Regions from separate parts of the Homo sapiens genome. Here region 1 is linked to region 2. Evidence: chromatin contacts called from ENCODE Hi-C or POLR2A ChIA-PET data. All regions are on one chromosome and are shown on one strand. The core of a region is the stretch at or near the end of the contact, and the rest is flanking DNA. Distances in the headings are between cores, read along the strand shown.

Region 1 (2,822 bases), core at 47-2,546, 290 kb after region 2:
CCAAATAAAAGCTTATACATGAATGTTCATGCAGCACTATTCACAGTAGCCAAGAGGTGGAAACAACACAAATGTCCATCCATTAATGGATGAATGGATAAATAAAATGTGGTAGATCCATACAATGGACCATTACTCAGCCATAAAAAGAACTAAAAGTGCTGATTCACGCTACAGCATGGATGAACCTTGTAAACATTATGTCTAATGAAAATAGCCAAGCACAAAAGGTCATATATAAATCCATTTATATGAAAAAACTTAATAGGAAAAGTCACGGAGACAGAAAGCAGACTGGCAGTTGCCAGAGGCCAGGGGATAGTGGGGACTACTTAATGGGTACAGGGTTTTTAGGGAAGTGATGAAACCGTTCTGGAACTAGATAGTGGTAATGACTGCACACGACTGTAAAAGTACTAAACGCTACTGGAACTGTATACTTTAAAATGATTAATTTTATGTTTATTTCATCTCAATAATATATAAACATGAAAAAAGAAAGGGGCTGGGCATGGTGGCTCACACCCGTAATCCCAAAACTTTGGGAGGCCAAGATCGAAGGATCCTTAAACCCAGGAGTTTGAGACCAGCCTGGGCAACATAGTGAGATCGTTTCTCTATAAAAATAAAATAAAATAAAATAAAATACAGTAAAATAAAATAAAATAAAAGGACCCTCATGGGGATGGAGCAGGATAGTGTGTCAAGAACAGAGGACAATGGGTAATTCAATTCTGTGTCCCTGAGGCGTTAAAGCAAAGGGAATGGGCAGGAAAGTGGGCCCATTTGCTTTAAAGGGATTGGGCCTCTTCAATGAGTATTTCTCCCCAGGATGCATTCTCCAAAGACTAACCCTAAGAAGGGAGGTGAGGGGTGGACAGACGAAGGTGAACAGAGGGGTTAAAACAAGAGTGAAAAGGGGTCAGGCCTCCTTCCCTGTTTGCTGGGGTCTGGGCTCACACAAGGACAAGAAGACTGGAAAGGTTGCAGCCTGAGAGGGGTGGTCTGCACAGCCACCAAGAAGGGAACCCTTGCTTTCTGGTAATAAAGCAAGACATTTCACATCTGAAATCACCTGCATGGTAAGACTCAAATGTAAGTGGATCCTGTGAAACACAGTTTTATGCAGAGAGCAGAGATCAGATCAGATCACAAAGCTGCAAAGAGAAATCTCTTTACCTAAATTACACAGAACCACTCGTCTGGTTTCCATTTCACTGCCTGAGTCTGTTTTATAGTTGTGCTTTTTCATGAAGGCTTTTAAGGGAGGCTATACCCTGACATCATGTGGAAAAAATGTCCAAATACAATTACATTACAGAGCAGCACTCTTGGAAGAGAAGGCAGCCCTGAAGCCTGCTGGTGTCCTGTTTCCTCTCCTTTAAACCCATTTGTTGCTCTCTGCTCTCTAAAAGCAGAAGCCCCCAATCCCAGCTCACCTGGTCTGCTTCCTGTCTCTGTCAGCGTGCGAAACACCGGTCTGGGAAATACAGCAATCTAAGGTACTGTGGGACTGTGTACTCCCGAGTGGGAGATGTGGCAGGGCCACAGGGAGCTGTGTCCAGCTGGGGCATGCCTAGCACCAGCCCACAGGCCTGAGCCAGCTTGTCTCATGTCATGCACCTTACAATCATGGTGAGGAAACAGGGCCTCCCTCTGTTGGCTTTCTCAGAAATCTACTCCAAAACCTCCTACCTCCTCCCCTATCCTCATGCCTTTTTCAGATGTGTCCCCATGTTCAGGGAATAGTTTTTCTCAAAAGCTCTTATGAAAAAATAGTTCCCCTCAATTAAAATCTGTCATATTGTGAGCAAATTCTCCATATGTGTCATCTTTTCCGTGTTTCTTCCTCCTCCCGGCAGAAGCTACCATTCTCCTGATTTTCCATTCGGGGCTGTTCCTTCTGTCCCTGAGTCTCTGACTTGGACGGAATAGCAAACTCCTTCTGCCACTCCTAGATAATCCCCCTGCCATTCCCCACAATCTCTCTTTTGAAGTCCATACTAACCATCTCCCCATTCTTGCTGGCTACAGACCTGGCCTTCTTCAATGACTGCGCCATGGCCACCCCATCTGGGACTTCCACATCCATAAAGATGTCCCTCCCAGTATTTGCTTTCACCATTTTTCAACCTCTTCAATTCAAATACTCCCCATCTCTGATTTTACTCTACTCCCAATTAACCATGATGACATCTGAGAACTTGTCATTATTTAGAACTGTTTCAACTCAAGATCTCAAATTCTAAGTTTTATCATCACTTTGAAATGAACATCAGTATCATTGCGAACGTTTAGTGGGTACTTATGTGCAAGGCACTATCATATGTACTTCATATATATTAATTATAATGACCTTTTAAAGTAGGTTTTATGAGCCCCATTTTATAATGGGGTATAACAGAGAGACACAGTTTAGGATTTGGGATTTAAGCCACATAGTCTACACACTATGGCTCCCACATCATATGGCCTCTTTAATATTCCTAACACGACTGTTTAACCTTCTACCTTTTCCACTGAAATTACCCACGCCCCCTACTCCTGACCACATCCTTGACCTTGCCCTCTCTCCCAGGCTATTATTCTACATTATCCAGGATTCCCCAGGCCTGTGATGATCTTCCTAGTCCCCAGTGCTCTTGTCAATCTGATCTGCCACCAGGCTCAACAATGTTCCCTAGCCACCTCTCCCCAAACCCAATCTACTGTTCTACTTTGAGCCACCAATTCCAGCTGAGTAGCGGCAGTCTGCTGATGAAGCTGTCTATAAACTCACGCTGTTTAATCTCAGCTGGAATCTCCATGTCCTCTGGTAATTC
Region 2 (2,887 bases), core at 258-2,757:
TGGCCTCAGGTCCTTCAGGGGTCCTGGATACGGTCAGCACTGGGGGTGCCACTGGTGCCATCCAGCTTAGGGACATATGGATTCCTTCTCTCAGACTCCTCTGCCTGCCCCCTCTGCTCTCCTTTCCAGCGTTCACAACCCTGCCTCTCCCCGCGGAATGCCTGACTCCACACCACATGCATTAAAGCTGCCATCTGTACCGCCCTCATGGTGTGCCAGGCATCCAAGTATTTTACATACACACACACACACAATGTCAGTCAATCCTTGCAATACCCAAGTGAGGAAGGTATTACTACCATTATCTCCGTTTTACAGATCAGAAAACTGAGAAGTGAAGAGTATAGGGAAGTCTGCGTGGCTCCGGCCAGGCTGCTGCTGGAGGACCTCTACCTTCTCACCCCCAAGGACATGGGCATGGTGTTGATGGAGAAAGGAAATGGCTCACTCCGGGGGGTGTCCCTCATTCTGGTCCTCTTGAGCAGTCACTCTTCCATCTGTCCTGATGGTCATGGCTGGGAATCATGGCTGGGAATGGGGTCAACAGAGAAGAGCTTCCTCCCTCTTCTTCTTCCTTTATGTCTTTTCATCTCTGCCCACTCTCTACATCTTTTCCTTTCTCCCTTCTCACTTTATGTTTCTTTTATCTGCATTTCTCTCTCTCTCTCCCCGTCTCCTCTCTCTTTCCCCCACACCCCCGCCCCCAGGGTCTTGCTCTGTCACCCAGGCTGGAATGCAGTGGCACAAACAGGCTCACTGAAGCCTCGACCTCCTGGGCTCAAGCGATCCTCTCACCTCAGCCTCCCAAGTAGCTGGGACCACAGGTGCATAGCACTACACCCAGCTAATTTTTAAAATTTTTTGTAGAGGCAGGGGTCTCACTATGTTGCCCAGGCTGGTCTCAAACTCCTGGACTCGTGCCTCGGCGTCCCATAGTGCTGGGATTACAGGTGTGAGCCACCTCTGCCAGCTGGATTCTTTCAGCCCCAGCCTAGGCAGTCGCACCTGGCCTGCACCCTCTCAGCCCTGTATCTGCCTCTGGGTGTACCCGCTGCACAGAGCATCCCAACCCGTGGACTTGGGAGATGGATGGCTATCAAGCAGCCATTTTCTCTGTGTGCGACTTCTCACACTCTTCTGTTAGCCCCACTGCTCCATCACACTGGCACCCCCAGGGCAGGGTTTGTGCCTCCCTCACCAGTTGGAGACACTACCCCTTCTCCTCAGATCCTCTCTCTGCCCCCCTCACCCTTCCTTGTTTCACTGGCTATCCTTTGGGCCCTCTGGATCTGGGGCTGTGTGCTTGGTGTGGGCCAGCACAGAGCAACAGGGGCCCAGACACACCCAGAAAGAGCTCCCTGGAGGGCAGAAAGGCAAGCCAGGGAAGAGGTCAGCCTTGCAGAGTGTTGCTTTTTTGGCTTTTCTGAAAGTTGCGAAAATGTGGCTTTGTCTGAGCGAGTTAAAACAAAAAAATCAATGGTACCTCCCACAGATGATACTGTTGCTCAGGCTCCTGGAGCCACAGTTGGTAGACAAATAACACATAAAAATAGCCTGTGTTTCCCAATCTTATGGCCTCTGGGGGCTGCAGGGGGAGAGGCCTTGGCTGAGCAGGGTTTTCTGGCCCATTGTTTGCCTGCCCTGGGTTAGGGGTGGGCGTGGGGGCTGTTCGTGGGCACAGCAATTCCCGGTCAAAGAAGGGAGGAGGGTGAGTTCTTGGCGAGGATGAGCAAGATAACGCACACTTGAATGGGGTAGCTGTTTGATGTTTATTTTTCCTTTCCCAGGCCAAGAAATTTAGCACACTCCATTTTGAACTTCAGTTTCCACCAACTTTTTCCCCCAGCCTTTTCTTTTTTCTGAAAGTGTGCAAGGAGGACTGAGATACAAGGTCTTATTTCCATCTGGCCTCTGGCCCAGGAGCCTCGACCAAAAAGTTACTTAAGTCATATTTCCATCATTTGCAGATGGCTGTGTATTTATTTCTCACCAAAGTAAAATCCCAAATGGGCTTCAGATATTTGCACGAGTCAAAACTGCTTCCTCCTGGCAGGGCTAGGAAAGGGGCTTTGATCCTTCTGAGAAAACAGAAATGTTGGCCCTGGCCCAGAGAGGATGGTGCATTTAGGGGTTCCCATAACTACCCAAGATCCAGGCCCTGATGGGGTGAAGTGAGCTCTGGGGGCTGGAGAAGCCATATCCCTGAGATGGGCACAGGGCTTTGAGAAGCAAGCTGGAGACAGCTGAGTGATGAGGGCAGAAATCAATGCAGGTGGGGTCACCGAGCAGGTGAGTGGCCCAGAGTAACCCTCTGGAGGACCAGCCACCATCTGAACTCTGTGAGCAAGCCTGTGTGTGGAGGAAAAGCCAAACTGTGGAAAATTACTTGGGGAGAAACTGCCGCTCCCAGACACAGGGCCTGCTGTTGGGCCTGTGTTGTCGGCCCCGTCTCTTTCTTTGCGCCCTCATCCCCAGGGCGCTGAGCCTGGCACAGGGAGACAGCCGTGGCCTGAGTGCCCAGGCTGGTTCATCCCTGGGTCAGGAAGGGCAGCCCAGTTTGTGCTGTGGTAGGGCCTCTCCCTGGCACCAGGGGTGCCCTCACCTCCAGGGCAGAAATCCATTCAGGACTCACTGTCCCCCTCCCCATGTCCCACCTCCTGGCTCCTAGGAGGAGAGGGTCTGAGTGAGCATGGTGAGGGCCTCTCCGAGTAGGGGAGGACCCCTTAGGGCTGAGGAGGGCAAACTGGAGGGACCACAAAGGTGAAGAGAATGGCAGCCAGCCGAATGCCAAAAACTGGCTTTCCAATCACTTCTCTCCTCTCCCCATTCCTGTTGCGGTTTGTGGATGTCCAGTGCACATCTGCATCGCTCCCTCTGCTTCTTGGCT

The links. A loop is a pair of places that touch in the nucleus more often than their neighbours do. ChIA-PET counts read pairs that join two places held with the same protein, here RNA polymerase II (POLR2A). Pooled maps may share reads with other maps.
Region 1: a pooled map shows a loop between it and region 2 (2.5-fold over the local background). The contact joins two enhancer-like sites. A Hi-C loop is called at or near these places in 1 of 50 pooled maps. POLR2A ChIA-PET finds 5 or more read pairs at or near these places in 5 of 52 experiments (Caco-2, GM12878, activated CD4-positive, alpha-beta T cell and 2 more).

What each region holds. Positions count from the first base shown.
Region 1 is chr2:43,250,080-43,252,901 of GRCh38, forward strand. The region is part of intron 36 of THADA (THADA armadillo repeat containing); the gene reads right to left. Among named protein-coding and RNA genes, the nearest start is that of LINC01126, 24 kb to the left of the region's middle. Within about 2 kb of position 1,297, at least 8 of the 41 ENCODE cell types and tissues checked have a DNase peak (open chromatin) inside an H3K27ac peak, as active enhancers do.
Region 2 is chr2:42,958,049-42,960,935 of GRCh38, forward strand. All of the region lies in intron 2 of LOC112268413 (a long non-coding RNA gene), which reads left to right. Among named protein-coding and RNA genes, the nearest start is that of LINC01819, 80 kb to the right of the region's middle. Within about 2 kb of position 1,508, at least 15 of the 41 ENCODE cell types and tissues checked have a DNase peak (open chromatin) inside an H3K27ac peak, as active enhancers do.